Linked DNA regions of Homo sapiens: region 2 is linked to region 1. A link is a loop called in an ENCODE intact Hi-C map of the cell type or tissue named here. Cell type or tissue: mammary epithelial cell. All regions are shown on one strand. Each heading gives the region's core, and the rest is flanking DNA. Links, peaks and the distances in the headings are about the cores only.

Region 1 (10,739 bases), core at 1,313-9,312:
TTTTCTATATCTACATAAGTTCCTGGAAACTCTGGATAGAAGCTTAATTTTTCCTGAGGTCATGACATGCTAACTAGAAAGCAGAATGTTTGAGAAACTAAAGAACAAGTAGCAAGAAGATATCAACTATATTCAAGTAAAGGAGGTGGCCAGAGGAAAGAAAATACAAAACAGTACCTTCGAATTTGCCCAATAGAAATTGTCAGTTGTCTTGTACAGTTTGATAAATTCGAGATCTATCACTCCATCCTTTTCTTTTGACCTCTAGGCCCAGTTTTTTTTTTTTGTTTTGTTTTGTTTTGTTTTTGTTTTTTTTTGAGACAGAGTCTCGCTCTGTCGCCCAGGCTGGAGTGTAGTGGCGCGATCTTGGCTCACTGCAAACTCCGCCTCCCGGGTTCACGCCATTCTCCTGCTTCAGTCTCCCAAGTAGCTGGGACTACAGGCACCCGCCACCACGCCCAGCTAATTTTTTATATTTTTAGTAGAGATGGGATTTCACCGTGCTATCCAGGATGGTCTCAATCTCCTGACCTCATGATCCGACCTCCTCAGCCTCCCAAAGTGCTGGGATTACAGGCGTGAGCCACTGTGCCCAGCCGGCCCAATTCTTCACCTAAATGTACCAGAGATGACTCATTTTTACCTTGTCCCAAACTAAAATCATTTTTTATTTGATCATTTCCCATTTCAATAAGTGAAAGCATCATTTCTCTTACGTTTCCCACTTTGGTAAATGGAGCCACCATCTTTGATGCCTAACTCTTTATCATCACCAACAACCAAATGGTCCCACACCCTGTGAATTCCTGTCTCTGGAATCTATCCACTCCTCTCCATCTTTACTGTTGGGCCCCTAATTAAACCCCCCACCACCTTTTACCTGTTCCTTACCTCTCTGCCTCCAATTTTGCCCCTCACCTTTCACTCCATTTACCACACCTCAGCCAAAATCATCTTTTTAAAAATGTTTACATGCATAAACTCACTCCATGTCTCCTCATTATCTTCCAGAGAAGTCCCCTAACTAGTTCCCAACTATCTTCTTTCACCCTCCTCTTGAAGTCACTTCCTTCCTACCTTTACATCCAGTATTATTAAACTAACTTTAGTCCCTCAGGTGTGTCATGTCTTTTCTAATTTAGAGCCTGGATTCCTTCTTCATGAAAAATCTTCTATTCCTTTCACACCCATCTAACATCTTTCTATCCAGCAACACCCAATGTACACATCACCTCCTCCAGGAAGCCTTCTTTGACCACCATGACTCTCACGGCACCTTGACATTTTATTCATCGTAGCAATTGTCACAGTACATAGTAAACATGTCTTGCTTGTTTATGTACCTCGCTAGAATCTATGAGGGAATGAACCATGTCTTTCCTATTCATCAGTTTATCCCCAGTGCCTAGAACATGCATTGCATAATAGCAGACACTTTCTGAATAGTTGTTGAATGGTTAAATGGATAAACTTGGAAATGGCACTGGTAATAAGGTGATAAAGACAGTTACAGGGCTTAAGTAAAAAAATTGGTAGAGAAGCCATAGAGACATATATATTATGTATAATGTATAATTATTATATATAATATGTGTACTATATATTATATGCATACTGTATATGATATGTATATATCATATATTATATACAACACATATGTGTATATATGTATATATTACATATTATGTGTATATTATGTTATATGTATATTCTATATTCTATAATATGTATTACGTATATATTATGTATTATGTATACATTTTATATTATGTATATAATATGCATATTATACATTATATGTGTATTATATATTATACTCTATGTATGTGTAAATATACTACATATGTAATAATATATATCCATGCATGCACACACACACACAAGCACACATGCACGAATTTAAAGTTGGACCGGAGAAGGAAAAGAAGCAATGCATAAAAGCTGAAAGGCACAATGCAGTTATGAAGTAATCTCCTTTGCTGGGCATACCAAAGTTAGCAAGCTTATAGTCAAGGAGAAAATTAATGTTTGATGATGTTTAAAATCATGGTGATTTCCTGAGAAACAGAGTCTCCCTTTGAATAGAAAAGGATAGGTGTCTTAGGACAGATGGTAGTGTTTGGTTTACTGGAAGAGATGGCCTGGTCCCTAGAAAGGAAGAAAAAGTTGTTCATAGCAAGAGAGAGATGAGACAGAAAGGTAAGTTGCTGACGGGCCTGGTCTGTGATTATTCAATCTTAGGGCTTATTTCTCTCTCAACATAATGTTTCAAGCCTATCCCGCCTCTTTGTCCTTTAGTATGTACTGCTATTTTTTACTTTTTTTTCTAGTTATTTCATGTATAAACCAAATCATAAGCCCCCTGAGGGTACAGACCTTGCATTAAAGTACTTTTCGTCATCCACAATGCCGAACATGGAGTGGTGCTGAATTCATTTTGGTTGATTGATTTCTATTTAGGATTCTGGAGAAAATTTACATACTTTCGAAGAGATTAGTATTTTTTTTAACATGTTGGTTGAAAATGCAGCAGGGAATAGAAAATTGGTTTTATAATTTTCAGAAAAAAAAAGTTATGGTGTTTTTTCCTGAATTTATCGCAAGAAATGTCAACTGGTTTTTAATTTTTCTCCAGTAGGTCTAGAGGCAGAAGATGGGAAAATTAGGACTAACATTTTCTGGGTTAAGGAAAATAGGAGGAAGCAAATTGCATAAAGCATGTAAATGAAATCATGTGTGAGACTCCCTTAGCATAGAACATGGTACATAGCAGTGCTCAATGTCTGTTAGCCACTATTTTTACTGCTACTATTATCATTATCAACATCATCATAGCCCTTAGGGCTTAGAATCCTAGTGAGAGTGATTTCTGTATGCCAAAAAAGTGATAACTAAAGTAGAGATTTCCAAACTTCCTTGCTTCATGACACTCTTGGTATTCCATAATTTTTTTCACTGTGTCCCTAGGCCAAAAATAATACCTAATTGTTCCATTTATTAAATAGCTATATCCAAATACCTTAGTAAGTGCTTATGTTTTAACAAGTAAGGAGTTATATGAAAAGTTAATGCAAAATATTTGAAAAAAAACATTTTTCTTACATGCTTAACTCGAATTAGTTTTTAATGGATTGTAGCATGCCTATCTCAAAGCTTGAAATCAGTTTGCAACCACAACTCTCATTTCCTGTTCCACATTGCTTCTTGCATGGTACTTGTTTTATCAGCTTAACAACTACTAAAAACCCAGCTTTGCAAAGATATATGTTACCATCAAAAGGAACAAAGTGTGATTCTATTGAAATCATGAATTACCTTGAGCTAGTAGGTCGCACAGTGTCTGACAGATGATGAATATTGCTGTATTTCCTTAGAAAATGTACAGCAGCCCATGGAACCCCAGTGAATTCACTACAGTTTCCTAGGGTGCCTGAGAGCATGGTTTGGGAACCATGGCACTAAGGCAAAAGTCCCAATAGTTTGGCCAATGTTAACTGTCTCATTGTTTTTCTGGTTTGATGGTCATATCATGCCTCCTGACCCAGGCCTAAGGGCATTTGAAGTCGCAGAGAGGAGGTCAGGTCAAAGGTTACAGGACATGCCCAGCCCTTAAGCTGTGGTCATGTGAAATCCTCCAAGCGTTGGAGATGGGGGCGAAGCCTATGGTTCTCCAGGATTGCAGATGTTCTCTGGGCCAAAGAAAGAACACTCTGAGGCAGGGGCTGAGTGATCTGCCCACAGTTGATGGGCCTGGGAACTTGCCAGGATCATCCACCTTTCCAAATGGTGAATTGTAAATATAAGCACAAAGAGGAAGCAGCAATGAGCATTTCCCCTGTCACTGTCTTCAATAAAATTACAGACTTCTTTTGCAGCTCCTGACTGCTATTCTTCTGGGCTGGCTGAGGGATCACTGTGCATCTGTCACTGTGCTCACTAGAATTCGCCCTTTCTCCTATAATAAAGGATGAGTATTCTCAGCCCCTTCTCCACCTCCTTCTATGAAAGTGGTGTTTCTGACAGAGAATGTCCAAGCCTGAAAGGTGGGTCTCTAAGCTGCAGGTGAGGGCTGTGATCTCCCTCCTGTTGGGATACTTGAAAGTAAGATTTTTCTGTCTATAACCTTCTGCCCACCTTCTGACTGAGGGGCCAGGCTGAACATGGGTCCAGTGGCTATCGGATGGAAGGACATACACTCATGTGCTATACTTTTCCTTTTGTTTCTGGAGCATTTACTGCCTTTTGTCAAAATTTATAATCTACTTGATACTCATTACTGGTTGTCCAGTACCCAACATATGGGACTGACAATAAATATTTGTTAAACAAAATTTAGCAGGACTGAAATATGGTACAGGATGAGTAGGAAATTGGGTTTGAGACACAAGGCCAAGGATCAAAGCTAATGTGGCATTTCTAAGGGACTTCCAAGGGTCATTAAAGCCAAGTTTTAAAAAACCAGGAAAGAGTCGAAAAGTCAAAACTACCAATTGAGAGTATCACTTTGGTGTCACCAAATAGTGTATGCTATGGCAGAATCAGGATTTTCTATTTCTTTGATGCTTGATGAGCAGCTTAGATCCCTACAAAGAGTTTTTAATGGAATCAAAGGGTCTTTAATAACCTTTTCTTTAATGGAATGAGAATAACGTAACTTGTTCTTCAACGGTTCAGAAGTGGGTGGGTTCTAGCACAAGACTGTGGTGAGATTGTAGGAGTCTCTGTAGCAGTGGAAGTATGTGAGCCTGCTGCCTGATGAAGACATTGTCATCTCCAACAGGGAGTATGGAATGGACGTGGGGAATAGATGAAGCATATAGCATGTGTGTTATTGTAGTGTGATGACAATCTTGACTTTAAAAATTAAATGCAACTGGTTTTGATTTACTACAATATACCGTTCCTGAAGGAAAGACTTGTCAGTGCTCCTATTCCCCTCTCCATCTCTTTCTGTTTATTTTAGGATCACCACCCTACCTAGATCCACTTGTTCACTCATCTGATTAGGGTTTATCACGTGACTTGCTACATGTTGGTCCCAATTGAAACATTCATGATGTAAAGATAAGCAAGATGTAGATGGGACCCCGAGAATCTCACATTATTTCACATGATCCCCAAAGTGAGATCTCTGGGCACTCATCTCAAATGTTTCTGAAGAAAAGGACCCAGGGCTAAGTTTGGAAACCGTTGAAATCACTCATTAAATGTGTGTTTTTACCGAAGGACCTCTCAGAGCCTTGATTCTGGGAATGTGCATTGCAAATTTCCAAGACGGGGTTTTCTAGTTCACTGTGTCTGAGAATTAATTTTACCAGAGGCTCTTTTACTTAAAAAAAGAAATCTAACTAGTATGGTGTTCTTGGGGGTTTTATTTTGGAAAACTCTGGCCCAGGTAAAATGGTTTTTTTTTCCTGTTCATTAGACCGTGTCCATCTCTGCTTCTGCCTATCTTTCTTCACATTCAGAACTTCCCTCACTCTCTTCTGTCAACAACCATAGCTTCTAGATCTTTCTTTGTCACCTCTATTCAACCTCATTCAACTCAACCTCTTTTATTTGATGCTATATGTTCTTACTTGACTGAGGTCCTTAGCTTTACTAACTTGAGGCATCTAGCACACCTCAATGCTACTTTCTATTTGTTTCTCACAACCATGGTTATCTGGGAAGTCCCTGTGGCTCCAGGATCTCCTGTCTGGACCAGATCTTCACAGTAGCCTTTCTCCTCAGGCAAATCTTAGAGAAGATTTGCCCGGGTTTTTCTGACCAGTAGAGGGCCCTTGGTAGCTGTCTAGTGACCTATGGGCATAACTACCCTTCCAAAGCTTAACCCTGTCTAAATTCCATGTTTCAGCGAAAACATCAATTTCTGGAAAATGTGTTACTCATCTCTTTCCTCCATCAAATGCTACTCATGACAAGCACTTCTGGGGTGCTCACATAGTGTTGACGACAAAGAGAGACATCTATTTATTAAATATGTACATAGTGATTATACTGAGTCAAGCACAATGCTATTGTGTGAAATCCATGACACTATTATTATCTCAGGTTTACAGATGGGAAAACACCTGAATGATTAAGTAACCTTTCCAGGGTCGCACAGCTGGCAGGTGGTGCAGCCCATTTGCCCCAGGCAGGCTGGCTTCAGAGGCCATGTTCTCTACTGCGACACCTCACTGGCTCTAAATGTAATAGAAAAATTATATGGCAAATCAGAAGGTGCTAAGTGCAAAGAAAAAAGTAAAAGGAAAAGGAGAATTTGGGCCTGGTAGAGGGGATCAGGCAATCAGGTGGAGCTGGGAGGGGGTAGCTGTGGCTTCTACTGTGGGGGTAGCTGTGGCTTCTACCGTGGGGCCAGGACAGGCTCATGCAGAAAGCGCCCTCTGAACAGAGACATGTAGGGGTGAGGGAGTGTGTTTCCACTGTCAAATGAATAGAAATCTCTGGAGAAGTGTGTTCCAAGCAGAATATTCAAACCCCAGGAGCAATTCTGGAAAACGTTCATGTGGGAGGGACTTCTGCATGCAACCACTTTGGCCTCTAGTTTGCCTGAGTCCCACCCCTTGTTTCTGAATTCCACTGATACTGTTCTCTTTGTACAAAGGGCACCATTATCAAGAGCCATAGCACGGTGGCTTCTGCCTGTCTTTCTTCAAATCCAGGACTTTCCTCACTCTCTTCCCTCTATCAGCCACCATAAGCTTGGAGATCTTTCTTTGACACCTTTAGATATTTCCCCATCTCCCCTTTCCCTAAATCCAAAATACTGCTATCTCTTTCCCAGTAGATTCATCACACTAACTCATTCCGATATCCATTTAGATCTCGGCATATAGTCTTGATAAATTAAAATTTCAAACTTACGTAAAATGTTCTGCCTATTCTCCCAAGGACATGTGCTATGTTTTATAATGAAATTTTAATCTTTATTTTTAAAATAATTTGTGCAAAGAGAAGGCATCTGGCTTTGTTTTATCTGCTACAGAAAAGGGATCATGTCATGGGTATATTCTTTACCAGAAATGGGCAATTATTTTGCCTTCCAGCTGGATTAGAGAGAAAAACAGGCTCACCTTAGCAACAGCATTCTGATGCTGATGTCATCACCTCACATCATTTTGGTCTCATGTCACTGCATTCTTTCTCTAAAATCTCAAGCCACAGCTTTATAGATCTCTGCATTTAGAAGGCTTAATGAAAAAGGAAGAAATAACCATACTTAAATATTCACTGAGTCATTCTAATCTTGAACTCTGTTAGCAGGTCCCTTTTCCACAGCAAAACAAAATGAGAATTGTGCTTTTTCTACTCCAGTTTTTGCTGCAGCTTTGCCTGCAACCCTCGTCTCTCTCAAGCTCAGGCCCACACACTCCTGCTCTATACCCCCAACCCATGGGATTGCCAACCTCTCCAACAAGCCTAATCACTTACAAATAGAATGATTTTATTTCGCAAAGCAGTCCAATCCTGAGACGATTATGGTGAGCTTACAATCATGGATCCTAGGGCTAGAAGAAATCTTTCATCTACACCCTAGCTTCTTATTTGAAGATGAGGAAGCAGACAGCAAGACAAGGCTTACTTTTGTAAAAGACAGAAAAGATTTTAACTCCCTGGAAGTTTGTGGCTCCTCAAAATTTCAATGAGGATTCTCATAGGGTGTCAGATCATGCATCAAATGTTATGTACCTCACCCCTTCCCTCACCCCACCCAACCCCTGCCTTCCTCTCCCTGCTACCCTTTCACCACCCCTCTTCTCCATACACAAAAATCCCATATACCCAAGTCACTAAATCACAGCAGCCAGAAATCCTTCCCACACCAGGAACTGGACTGAGTCCCTTCCACTTAGAAGTTTCAATACTGACTTTGGTCTCACAGCAAATAACATTTAAAAAACTGAGCACTTTGGGAGGCCAAGGCGGGTGGATCACTTGCGGCCAGAAGTTTAAGACCAGCCTGGCCAATGTGGTGAAACTTATGCCTGTAACCCCAGCTACTTGGGAGGTTAAGGCATGAGAATCACTTGAACCTGGGAGGCAGAAGTTGCAGTAAGCCACGATTGCACCACTGCACTCCAGCCTGGGCAACAGTGTGAGATTCTGTCTCAAAAAAAAAAAAAAAAAAAAAAAAAAAAAAAAAAAAAAATTCACAGTTGTATAGAATCATTTAAATTGTGTTTATGTATAGTTATAAAATTTGTATATATCAATATGAAAAATTCACTGTCAATGAATAGAAAACTATCCACATACATACTACACTTTGGTAAAATCAGGCTCTCCGTTTTCAAAACCACAAGCTATGCCACAAAGACAAAGACTTCCTTTATAAGCTTTCATCACACACTAACCGTCATGTTCTAAAAGTAATTTTAAAAGTTCTCAATTTGCTGGGTCCCTGACTAAGAAACACAGATGACATTTTTAATCTATTTGAATCTTAAAGTTATTTTTAACATAATTAAGCATTTATAACCTTGCTTTATAGATACATACTCTGAGTTATGTAACATCACTGAGCTAATACTTTGGACCACACTTAGAAAAAAATCTCTGTTCTTAAGATTTCACATTTAAATATACTGAGGACACTTTGGGTTTTTTTGGTTAAAAGTCAATGTCGGCCAGGTGTGGTGGTTCATGCCTGTAATCCCAGCACTTCGGGAGGCCAAGGCGGGCAGATCACCTGAGGCCAGGAGTTTGAGACCAGCCTGGCCAATACGGTGAAACCCCGTCTCTACTAAAAGCACAAAAATTATACAGGCATGGTGATGCACACCTGTAATCCCAGGTACTTGGGAGGCTGCGGCATGAGAATTGCTTGAACCCAGGAGGCGGAGGTTGCAATGAGCTGAGATCGTGCCACTGCACTGCAGCCTGGGTGACAGAGCAAGATCTTGCCTCAAAAAGTTAAAAATAAAAATAAAAAGAAGTCAGTGTCTTTTTTTAAAGAACTTTTTAATATTGACAATAGCCAAACAAAAAGTTCATCAAACTTCTAGAAAACTAGAAATTTTACCAAATGAGCAATGAGTACACATTTTTCATAGTGTATAAACTAATAAGTATTAATTGCCTTAATTAGACTCACTGACACCCAAATAAGGGTTTTATCATCGTTCTCAAAGAAGACAAAGGGGCTAACTAATTTATCTTTATGTCTTCAATATTGGAAAGATTATTATAAAGCATTAATTGCACACTCTCCTTTGAACACTACTTTGCAGTAATTTATCACTTCATACTCACTCAATCTGGGAAGTCACTTTCTTTACCTTCACTTTACAAGTAGAGAAGTTGAGGCACATCAGGTTAAAGACTTAATCCTGGGTCTCTAAAGAACCTAGTGGCTGAAGTGGATTCTGTGTAAAATTTAGGCCTCTTAGTGGGGCAAATACTCACAGTCTAATCCTAAAAGTGGAGCAAAGATTCGTACTCTATTAACATGTTTTGACAGGGAGTTGGCAAGCTGGCAAATTTTGGTGGGTTCTCTTGTTTATATAGAAGAAAATAATAATGGGTGACATTATCCTCGAAGTAGAAAACAGAGAACTTCCTGCAATATTTTAAAGGAAATATAGGGATTTAATTTAAAATATAATTACCCAAATCATGTCTTTCAAGGATTTTGAATTCATTTATTGTACCTTTTTAGCTGGTTGGCTGGCCAGTTTGATTTGTTTGCCCCCGCATTTAAGAACTCTGTTGGATATAAAAACCACTCACAGTTTGATCAAAATAATAATTTTTAAGTGTACATTCTCAGTTTACTTAATTGCTGAGTTTATGTCCAGGGCCACTGTGTATGACCATGAAGGTTGCATGCAGAAAATCTCTAGAGCATTATTTAGGTCATACTTACCATTCTACAGTCCACATTCTTGAAGTATATGTACCGCTGGAGTTGTATAGTACACAACCTACTCAACTGTACACATCTGCCCAGTTAACATCTTTAGATTAAGGTTAGGGTTGAGGAAGGTGAATGTTATTAGAGGTTGATCTCATTATTAGGAGCTTCTCACCTTTGGATAATCTTTGTGTTTCTGCCCTGGCTCTTTCCTAGTTTTGTCATTATTTTTCCAAATTTCTCAAGTCCCTGACCCACATGCATCTACCACTGAGACTTTTTTTACATGGCCTGTAATAGGGTAAAGACTAGGGACTAGGGTTTCTACACCCCGGGAGATTGATTAGAGAAATCCATGAATCAGCTTTTACTTTTGTAGTTCTAGGAACTATCCAGTTCTATTGTACAATCTGGGCCAAGCTGTGGGTTCCACAAAAGGCTCAAGTTCCAGCCCTACAAAGGAATCAGAGGTATGTTGTCCCCTGCCTAAGTCACAATAATGATCCTCAATCATTGATTCCTACATCTATTAATTGGCACTATTCCTGTCCAAGTCTTTCTCATCGTTTTCCTGCTAAATAATGGTCCCACAACATGATCTCGGAAAATAAAAAAGAATTCCCCTTTGGGCTTATGTGGGAATCAATGCATACTACATTGTCCACTTGGAGATTCACATTGCACATGAGCATATTAAAGGCTTTGAGAAGTCCTGCAAGAAACAAAAGTTTAATTTTGTTTATCTCCAAACTTAATTTCACGGACTCAACACCAGTCCTTGAAAGCAGCTGGGAAGGAGGCTGTACCCTGCAAAACCACAGGAGCAGAGCTGTTCAAGACCATGGGAACTCACCCCCTTGCATCAGCATGACCTGGATGT
Region 2 (10,739 bases), core at 1,815-9,814, 180 kb after region 1:
TTTGTTTTGTAGTTACCATGAGGCTTGCAAATAACATAAGCAATTATTTTGAACTGATGTCAGCTTAACACTGATTATGAAGAAAAGGAAAAAAGAGCAAAGATAAAACTAAAAATCTCTGCACTTCAACTACATCTCCCTTCTAACTTTTTGGCTTTTTTTTTTTTTGAGACAGAGTCTCACTCTGTCACCCAGGCTGGAGTGCAGTGGTGCAATCTTGGCTCACTGCAAACTCTGCCTCCTGGGTTCAAGCGATTCTCCTGCCTCGGCCTCCTGAGTAGCTGGGATTACAGGTGCTCGCCACCATGCCTGGCTAATTTTTGTGTTTTTAGTAGAGACTGGGTTTCACCCTGTTGGCCAGGCTGGTCTCAAACTCCTGACCTCAGGTGATCTACCCACCTCCACCTCCCAAGGTGCTGGGATTACAGGCATGAGCCACTGCGCCTGGCCAACTTTTTAACTTTTTATTGTTTCCATTTATATATTTTTATATTGTCTATCTTTTAAAAAGTTTTTGTAATTATTATTTTTGATAGGTTTGTCATCCCACTAAATATATGAACGGTTTACATGCTGCAATTATAGTGTTAGAGTATTCTGTATTTGTCTGCATATTTACTATTATCCTTTTATACCTTCAGATGATTTCTTGTTGCTCGTTAATGTTCCCTTCCCCTTCCCATTCCCCTTCCCCTCCCCTCCCCTCCCCTCCCCTTTTCTTTTTTCTTTCCTTTTCTTTTCTTTTCTTTTAGACAGCGTGTTGCTCTGTTTCCCAGGCTGGAGAAGTGGCCTGATGCCAGGTGCAGTGGCATGATCTCGGCTCACTGCAACCTCCACCTCCTGGGCTCAAGCAATCCTCTCACCTCAGCCTCCCCAGAAGCTGGGTTTACACCACACACTACCACACTTGGCTAATTTTTATATTTTTTTTGTAGAGAAGGGTTTTTGCCATGTTGCCCAGTTTGGTCACAAACTCCTGAGCTCAAGTGATCTGCCCACTTTGGCTTCCTAAAGTGCTAGGATTACAGGCATGAGCCACTACACCAGGCGTCATTAACGTCCTTTTCTTTCAAGTTGAAGAATTCTTTTTAACATTTCTTGTAAGTCAGTTCTACTGACTTACAAAAGCCCTCAGCTTTTGTCTGCAAAAGTTTTCATTTCTTCTTCATATCTGAAAGATGATTTTTCTGTATATAATACTATAGGTTGTTGCCAGTGTTTATTTTCCTTCAGCACTTTGAATATGTCATCCCACTCAATCCTGGCCTTAAGGTTTCTGCTGAGAAATCTGTTGCTATACATATCAAAGTTCCTTTATATGCTATTTGCTTCTTTCCTCTTGCTGTTTTTAGGATCTTTTCCATATCTTTGACCTTTGAGAGTTTGATTATATGCCTTGAGGTAGTCTTATTTGGGTTGAATCATTTTGGTGTTCTTTAACCTTCTTGTTCTACTCTGATCTTTCTCTCTCTATCCTCTTTAGGGCCAGTAACTCTTAGATTTGGCATTTTGAGAATTTGTCAGTGGGCTTCATTAAATTTTTTTTTCTCTTCTGACTGTGTATTTTTATACAGCCTATCTTCAAGCTCATTACTTTTTGTCTTCTGCTTGATCAATTCTGATGTTGAGAAACTGATAAAATTTTCAATTTGTCAATTGAATTTTTTAGCTCCAGAATTTCCGCTTGATCTTTTGTTTTAATTTCTATTTCTTTGTTAAATTTCTCTGATGGAATTCTGAATTCCTTCTGTGTTATCTTGAAGTTTACTGAGCTTCCTCAAGATAGCTATTTTGAATTCCCTATCTGAAAGGTCATGTTTCCATTACTCCAGGATTGGTCAGTGGCGCCTTATTTAGTCCTTTTGTTGAGCTCATGTTTTCCTGGATGTTCTTGATGCTTGGGGACATTTGTTAGTGTCTTGGCATTGATGAGTTAGGTATTTGTTTCAATCTTCACAGTCTGGGCTTATTTATACTCATCCATCTTGATAGGGCTTTCTATGAATCCAAAGGGGATTGAGTGTTGTGTTCTAAGCCTGTGGTCACTGGCTTAAGACAGTGACTACTGTCCTAAGGGTTGTTGTCCTAAGAGTTGCACAGGAATCCTGCAACTCTTTCAGACTCCTAGATACACAGCCTTGGTGGACTTGGGAAAGATAAGAGAGAATTTCCTGGTTACCAGGCAAAGTCTCTTACTCTCTTTCCTCTCTTTTCCTCAATCAGATAGAGCCTCTCTTTGCTCTGAGCTGCCTGGAGTTAGAGAAAGGGTGACACAAGCACTCCTGGGGCCACCATAACTGGCATTGCACAAGGACACACTTGAAGTCTTGCAGACTAGCATAGTACTGGGGCTCACCCAAGGCCTGCAGCGACTACTTACTGGTTGCTTCTCGTGTTTGTTCAAGGCCCAAGACCACTATCATCAGCAGGTAGTGAATTCTGCTGAGACTGGATCCATACCATCAGGGCAGTGAATTCTCTTCTGGCCCAGGGTGGGTCTAGAAATTCCATCCAGGAAAAAAGACCTCAAATCTTCTTGCTCCTTCCCCCAAGCAGAGGAGTCTCTCCCAGGGCTGTACTTCCTGAATTGGGGGAGGAGTGATGCAGGCACTCCCTTGGCCACCACAGCTCCTTTGGATTGTACCATAAGTCCACTGCCTCTGAAATTAGTGCAGCACCAGGGCTTGCCCAGGGGCTGCAGTCCTTTGTGGCCTGACTGCCACTCAAATTTATTCTGGGTTCCAGCCAGTGGTGAAGCTGGCTAGAACTCACGTTCCTCCTGCTGGAATGAGGAAATCTCCTCTGGCCCAGGCTGGTCTAAATGCTGCCTCGGTGGGCACCAGCAGAATTATGCTCTGTGTTGTGTTTTGCCATGACAAGGCAGGACTGAGCTTCAATGCAAAGTCACACCTCACTTCACTCTCTCTGCCAAGCTCACAGATTCTTTCTCCATATGCTGCCTGGGGTTGGGGAACGGGTGGTATAGCCAATGCAAGACTGTCTGTCCTACCTTCTTCAGTGCCTCCTTCCTTTATATTATGTTCAAACAAGGTACTGTGATTACTCACCTGATATTTTGGTTCTCATGAAGGTACTCTCTTATGTGGATAGTTGTTCAAATTGGTGTTCCTGCAGGAGAGAGATTACTGGAGGGTTCTATTCAGCCATCTGACTCACAAGTAGATTTGTTAAACAAAAGGAATAAATGTTCAATATTCCAGAACTTACGTTTTGCCAAGGCAAGGATTTCCCTCTGTTTTATTTAATAATGTATCTCAAGAACCTATCATATAGTTAAAACTCAGTGAATATTTGTGCAATAAATGAATTCCACTGAGACTGGGTCCATACCATCAGGGCAGTGAATTCTCTTCTGGCCCAGGGCGGGTCTAGAAATTTCATCCAGGTAAAAAGACCTCAAATCTTCCTGCATTTGTGGCAGTGCCAAGTTAATACAAGGGTCAAGCAAAAGTTAGGCTTTACTGCTATATCAATATAGGTTTTGTTATTATATATCTAAATTTATATAGATGGATACATTATGAACACATATGCATGTATAAAATACCTTTATTTTAAAACATTTGATATAAACCTTGAAGTTGAATACAATTCTAAGGTGAAATTCATCATGGAGGGTTTTCTTGGAAAAAGCAATTCAAGCAAATGCTAGAGGAATAAAAATACTTGTTCAGCTCAGCAGTTTGGAGTCTTATAGATCCGGCTAAGTGCCTGGAATTCTAGGTAATGGGGTGAGAGATGTACTGAAAGGTTAAACTAGGGTAGAGACATGGTCAGATTCCCACTTGAGATAGGCGAGGCTGATGGCCATGTTGGGATGGACTCAAAGGAGGCCATGGGTCCAGAAGAAGGCCTACTCTATGAAAGTTTCTGTAAGGACAAGAGAACTAGTAGGCTTGAGAGATATTTGGAAGACAATCCACAAGACAGTGATTGACTGTAGAGTCATGGTGAAGGATGAAATGGTGTCAAGACCCACGGACAACTGGATGACTTGTAGTCCCACTCACTAAGACAGGCAATACATGAAGAGGTTGGGGATGAGAATACATGTTGAGAGACTGAGATGCCTATGCAACATCCAGTTGGAAATGCCAAGCAGAAAGTTAGAGAAATGTAAAGTTTGCTGTGGAGTTTATCTATAAACATGTGGATAAAATAGCTACATATATGCATATATGTACACACATATCTTTTAAAAAATAATTTTCCTTTAAAAATTATGGGTACATCATAAGTGTATATACTTATGGGGTACATATGATGTTTTGATACAGGCATATTGCATTAGTTTGTTTTCACACTACTATAAAGAACTTCCCTGAGACTGGGTAATTTATAAAAGAAAGAGGTTTAATTGAGTCACAATTCTGCATGAATGGGGAGGCCTCAGGAAACTTACAATCACGGCAAAAGAGGAAGCAATCACCTTCTTCACAAGGCCACAGGAGAGAAAAGAACAAAGGAAGCACTTCCAAACACTTTTAAAACCATCAGATCTCGTGAGAACTCACTCACTATCATGAGAACAGCATGGGGGAGATTCCCCACCATGATCCAATCACTTTCCTTCGTCGACATGTGAGGATTACAATTTGAGATGAGATTTGGGTGAGGACACAGAGCCAAACCATATCACATACAATGTGTAATAATCACATCAGGGTATTGGGGTATCCATCACTTCAAGTATTTATCCTTTCTTTGTCTTAGGAACATTCCAATTCTACTCTTAGTTATTGTTCAATATATAATAAATTATTATTGACTATAGTCAACCTGTTGTGCTATCAAATACCAGATCTTATCTATTATACACACATATACTCCTTCATCCATAGCTACATGTAACTATATATTTATATGTGAAGATGTAATTTATCTCATATACCTATATAAAAAGAAGTTTATCAGTAAAGAACAGTTGATATAACTTTATATGAGAAGTGAGTCCTGGTTTAAATATTGATTTCAGACATATGAAATCAGAAATATCTGATACCTGTGTAGATAAAGCAATGGATAGTTATTTTATTTCATATATAAAAATATATGAAATATATAAGATACGGCACACACTGATGTTCCAAAATTTTATCATGGAAGTGAATGTATTCTAAATGGTTAACTCTGGGAGATCACAGAAGTTTAAAAAAATTGTTATATCATGGTATGAAATGCTTAAATTCAATATTCTGCAAAACTCTTACACACAAACATCAAAGATGAAAAATTCCATGCAAAAATGGAGAAGGAAATAATAGAGGAAGACTGCAAAATCATCTGACACAGTGACTCAGTTGGATAGTATTAGAAGAATGCAGACTGGGGACCGAAGCTTCTGCTCCCATACACTAGGGCTCCTGCAGAACATGGTGACTCCAGGATTCTACAATCTGGACCTAGGGTAAAACTGGGAAGCAAATTTTGGCTGCCATACTGTCTGTCCAAATTATTATTATTATTATTATTATTATTTTTTTTTTTTTTTTTTTTTTTTTTTGAGACGGAGTCTCGCTCTGTCACCCAGGCTGGAGTGCAGTGGCGGGATCTCGGCTCACTGCAAGCTCCGCCTCCCGGGTTCACGCCATTCTCCTGCCTCAGCCTCCCAAGTAGCTGGGACTACAGGCGCCCGCCACTACACCCGGCTAATTTTTTGTATTTTTAGTAGAGACGGGGTTTCACCGTTTTAGCCGGGATGGTCTCAATCTCCTGACCTCGTGATCCACCCGCCTCGGCCTCCCAAAGTGCTGGGATTACAGGCGTGAGCCACCGCGCCCGGCCCCAAATTATTTTTTAAAATAAGTAGTTTTCACAAATACATGCTCCCTCTGACAAACACACTGTCTGTACTGGATATAGGGCCAACCTTAGCATTAAATTCCAAATGAAAATGGGAGGAGAATTCTTACTCATGTAAACATAGAGTAACTTTGACTTAAGACCTGCATTGTTTGAGTTTTTGCTTGTCACCAGCATGATACAAGGGAAGATTACGTTGTGTCCCCATCTTGTGGCCATGATATGTAACATTGAGCATAAAGAGCCACAGTCCACTTTGGAAGTATATGTATTTGTCACTATCTTAATCTCAAATTTGTTATCCAAATTGTCCCCTTTCTATAAGACCTCTCACCTGACATTCACTACTCACCCCTCCCACACACAAACTCACAGCCTTAATAATTATTAATGACCTCAACTATCTATAGCCTTTCTAATTTCAGTGGTCTAAAATTTATGCTGTAATCAGATTACAATTTGCAAAATAAAATGTAAGAGGTTATCTTAAGTAACACCTCTTTTACACAGAGTATTTGTTTTTCCATTCACACCTCCCGCACCACTGCCCTACCCCTACCATCAGCCAACAAATTATGTCTTTTTTTGGAAGCTTAATATTTAACCAGTTGAGTTTTGAAGCATTTGAAACTTTTGCCTATTTAAAAACTGACTTCCTGACTTATATGAAATTTCAGTATGAGTAGCCATATACTAAATAAAATTTAAAATTTCAACCCTTTAAACATTTACCAACTACTGTGCATATCAGCCAGCCCTCGATCCTTCTCCCTCCTGAAACTTACTCCATCAGTAACACAAACCCAGAGTGGTGATGGAAACAGCATGGGCTCAGGCACCATCAGGCAGACAAATTATAATAGTCTGTAGTCATGTGCCCATCATGCCCACTGATCAATATATTAAATAAAAATAAATGTAGAATGAACCATGTTATGTTGAGAGAGACGTCAGAGATTTTTGAGATGCAGATCCTTCATGATAACTGAGAATGAACATGTATTTTGCTTAGAATCAATGATGGGTAAAACCTTCTGAGATCAGCAAGAGGGAAGTTATCTTTTGCTAATGAAACTAGAATTTTAAAACAGTGATCCTCACTGAACAGTATACTTGGGTTGTGTGGAGGGTGGCGGCAGGTCAGAGGTAGGCAAAGCAATTACCAATATATTTTTTAATTTTAGAAATGAAGGAAATAGTTTGGATCTGTGTCCCCACCCAAATCTCATGTTCAATTGTAATTCCCAGTGTTGGAGGTGGGACCTGGTGAGAGGTGATTGGATCATGGAGTCGGTTTCTTATGCTTTAACACCATCCCCCTTAGTGCTGTCATGGTGATAGTGAGTCCTCTTGAGATCTGGTTGTTTAAAAGTGCGCAGCACCTCACCCCGCTCTCTTGCTCCAGCCATGCGAAGCAGTGTTTCCCCTTCGACTTCCACCATGATTGTAAGTTTCCTGAGACTTCCCCAGAAGCCGAGCAGATGCTGCCATGCTTCCTATACAGCCTGTGAAAGGGTGAGCCTCTTCTCTTTAAAAATTACCCAGTCTCAGGTATTTCTCCATAGCAGTGAGAGAATGAACTAATACAGAAATTATTATTTTGTCCTACGGACTACAGAAGTTAAAGCTTTGAGGAAACTCTTCCCAGATGGTGGCTGTGACTCTCTAGGAGGGAAGGAAGATGTTGAGATTTTCAAGTTTATCAAAATGAGCCAAGGATCAAAAGTATCTGAAACACTGCTCTGAAAAATGAAGGATAGGCTGGGTGTGGTGGCTCTTGCCTGTAATCCCAGCACTTTGAGAGCCAGAGATGGGCAGATCACGCAAGGTCAGGCGTTCGAGACCAGCCTTGCCAACACAGTGAAACCCCATTTCTACTAAAAATACAAAAATTAGCCGGGCACGGTGGCATGCCTGTAGTCTCAGGTACTCCCAAGGTTGAGGCAGGGGAACTGCTTGAACCTGGGAGGCGGAGGATGCAGTGAGCCAAGATCACGCCACTGCACTCCAGCCCAGGCAACAGAGCGAGACTCCATCCCCCTCCCCCCCAAAAAAGGATATTATGCCTGGCTTTTACTCCCTGATTTAAAATCTTTATTTGGCTCTCTAGTAGAAAGCAGGTTGGTGGCAGGTCTAGAGAGAATACTTGGACCCTATTCCTATTTTCAAAGTGTGTAAGAAATCACTTAATGTTTCACATTGTTTCCTCTCTGTGATGACCTGTTATGTTTTCAGTATTAAAACTCCTTTATTACAACAGTTTCATTAAACATACTATTACCTCCCTAAAGGCCAAGGCTGTTATAAACATATATTTTTTAATTCCATATTTTTTTTTACCATAAAGGTAATATACATTTAGTATAAACGAATAAATTCAAACATTGATACAGAGAAAAAGGAAAGTTCTTTTTATGTAGAGTGAAGATTAGAGACGAAGTAAAGGTCATGGCTTGGTGGTTAAACACAATCTGACGTGGCCGTCTTATTGGATGGTAATTCCATCAAAAACCGGTGTCAAAATATTCGGCTTCTATGGTAATCACCAGGCCTGCCACTAGAGGGCAGACATGCCTAATTTTGTGATTAAATTTTCTGGAAATGGGATTGAGGCTTTAAGGAGTTTTTTGCAGACCTGACAAGGAAGTAAAACAAAAACAAAACAAAACAACCGCCCTCCTCAGCAATTCTTAAAATATAAAAGAGAGAAAGAAAGGAAAACTGGCTATGTAGCTTTGCTCAGTTCCATTCAAAACACTGGACAGCTACACATTTTTATGTGTATGCAGGTAAGCAAAACATGCTAGCAAAATATGGCCTGTGGCTAGAAATTTCAGGATAAGAGAGAGAGTAGAAATGCTTTTAAGAATCTCCCAGAGGCCAAATGACCAAGAAGGTAGAAAGTCAGGGTAGATGCTATGTCTCTCTCCCACCCATAAATGTGGATAGGGTTCTAAAAATTGAGAGATTTCCGGCCGAGCGCGGTGGCTCACGCCTGTAATCCCAACACTTTGGGAGGCCGAGGAGGGCGGATCACGAGGTCAGGAGATCGAGACCATCCTGGCTAACACGGTGAAACCCCGTCTCTACTAAAAATACAAAAAATTAGCCGGGCGTGGTGGCTGGCGCCTGCAGTCCCAGCTACTCGGGAGGCTGAGGCAGGAGAATGGCTTGAACCTGGGAGGTGGAGCTTGCAGTAAGCAGAGATCGTGCCACTGCACTCCAGGCTGGGCAACAGAGCGAGACTTGTCTCAAAAAAAAAAAAAAAAAAAAAAAAAAAAAAAAAAAAAAAAAAAAAAAGATTAACCAAACTGATAGATAGTACTCTTTAAGTGAAAGGAGAGAAAACAAAAATTAGAAATATGAAGAATGAAAGAGCATATCACTCCAGTGATTGAAAGGAAAATAAAGAAATAATATAAATAACTTTATGCCAATAAATTTAAAAACTCAAATGAAAAATAAAACCTCCCAAACCTGATACAAAATAAGCAGAAAATGTTATTAAGGAGATTGAATTTGCTATCAAAATCCTTCCCTCAAAGAAAATGTCAGGTCCATATAATTTCACCTGTGAATTCTATCAAACACTTAAAGAAGAAATAATAGTAACTGTACACAAATTATTTTGGAAAGCAGAAGAGGAAGAAGGAATATTTTCAACTCATTTAATGAGGCCAGTACCATCCAGATATCAAAATATAAAGAACACACAAACAACAACAAATAAACCTTGCAAGAAAAGAAAATTATAGGTTAATATTACTCAAGAACATACAAGTGAAAATCCTTAACAAAATATTAGCAAATTGAATCAGTCAATATAAAAGAAGAAATAATACATCATGGGGTTCATTCCAGGAATGAAATGTTAGGATAACATTTGAAAATAGATGCTATTCAGCATGTTAACAGAATAAAGATGAAAATTCATATGATTCTGAGTTCAGTAGATGCAGAAAAAGAATTTGACAAACTCTGGCTCCAATTTGTGATTAAAACTCCTACAAATGAGGAATAGAATAATAACCCCATCTCCATTTTTGGTTCTGTGGAGATGGCTGAGGGCTCCCATGAGTCACACATGCTTGAATCTCTTCAACCAGCCCTGATGTGACTATATGCTCTGATCTTTGCATCCTTCTGAGGCACTAGCAAAAGGTTGTCTAGCCAAACTCTTGGTTTCTCCTCCAGAGTGCACTTTCTGATGGTAAATCTCCTAATTTTAGAACTTTTGCAATCTGCATAAACATAATTTTTCAAATCACTGAGTGTTGGTTTTATTTCACTTACTAGTTGTTCCCTCGATTTATTTCTCTCCTTTTGCAGTTTACTGTAAGCAGGAAGAAGAAAGCAGGTCATTTCCTGAGCATGTTGCTGGGACATACCCTCAGCTAAATACGCAAGTTTATCTCTTACAAGCTCCTGCTTCCCACATAACTGCAGGACATAATTCCAGGAAGCTTTCTGCATTCCCTAACAAGGGAATTCTCTCCTTTGCCCCACTTTCCAATAACACAATCCTCCTTTCCTTCTGAGTCCTCACTTGGCAGTAACTTTAACGAAGGTTCTACAGTCTGTTGGTGATGATTTAGGTATTCTCTGAAACAATACAAGAAGGCTTCTCACTTCCTTCTGACCTCTCGCCAACAGGATATTCCCCATCCATATTTCCCCTAATAGCCTGCTCAAGGCAATCTAGTATTTTTTACCACATTCTGCAAAATTCTCCTACCCTTGCTCATTACTCAATTCTAAAAGCATGTCTCCGTGTTTGGCACTTGCTGTAGCAGCATGCTACTTCCAAGTAGCAAAATCTGTATTCATTTTCTACTGCTGCTGTCATCAATTCCCACATTTTTTTAAATTTAAAGAACTTCACTTTCTTAAAAGACTCATAAAATTTGAACTTCAAA

Evidence for each region. Peaks named below come from ENCODE experiments on the same cell type or tissue, not always from the same donor. Only the 100,000 strongest peaks of a DNase experiment are listed, where the experiment ranks them.
Region 2: it touches region 1 in a loop (26-fold over the local background); 19 of 110 quality-filtered maps call a loop at or near these places.

Annotation. Positions count from the first base shown.
Region 1 is chr13:97,207,988-97,218,726 of GRCh38, reverse strand. It overlaps a transcript of MBNL2 not described here. Among named protein-coding and RNA genes, the nearest start is that of MBNL2, 9.0 kb to the left of the region's middle. In mammary epithelial cell, for the core only: a CTCF peak has its summit at 5,777 (motif pointing right); DNase peaks (open chromatin) are centred at 5,756, 6,026 and 8,326; H3K27ac peaks cover 2,605 bases.
Region 2 is chr13:97,026,543-97,037,281 of GRCh38, reverse strand. No RefSeq gene overlaps it. Among named protein-coding and RNA genes, the nearest start is that of OXGR1, 37 kb to the right of the region's middle. In mammary epithelial cell, for the core only: CTCF peaks have their summits at 6,031 (motif pointing left) and 8,387 (motif pointing right); no DNase peak of the experiment used is centred there.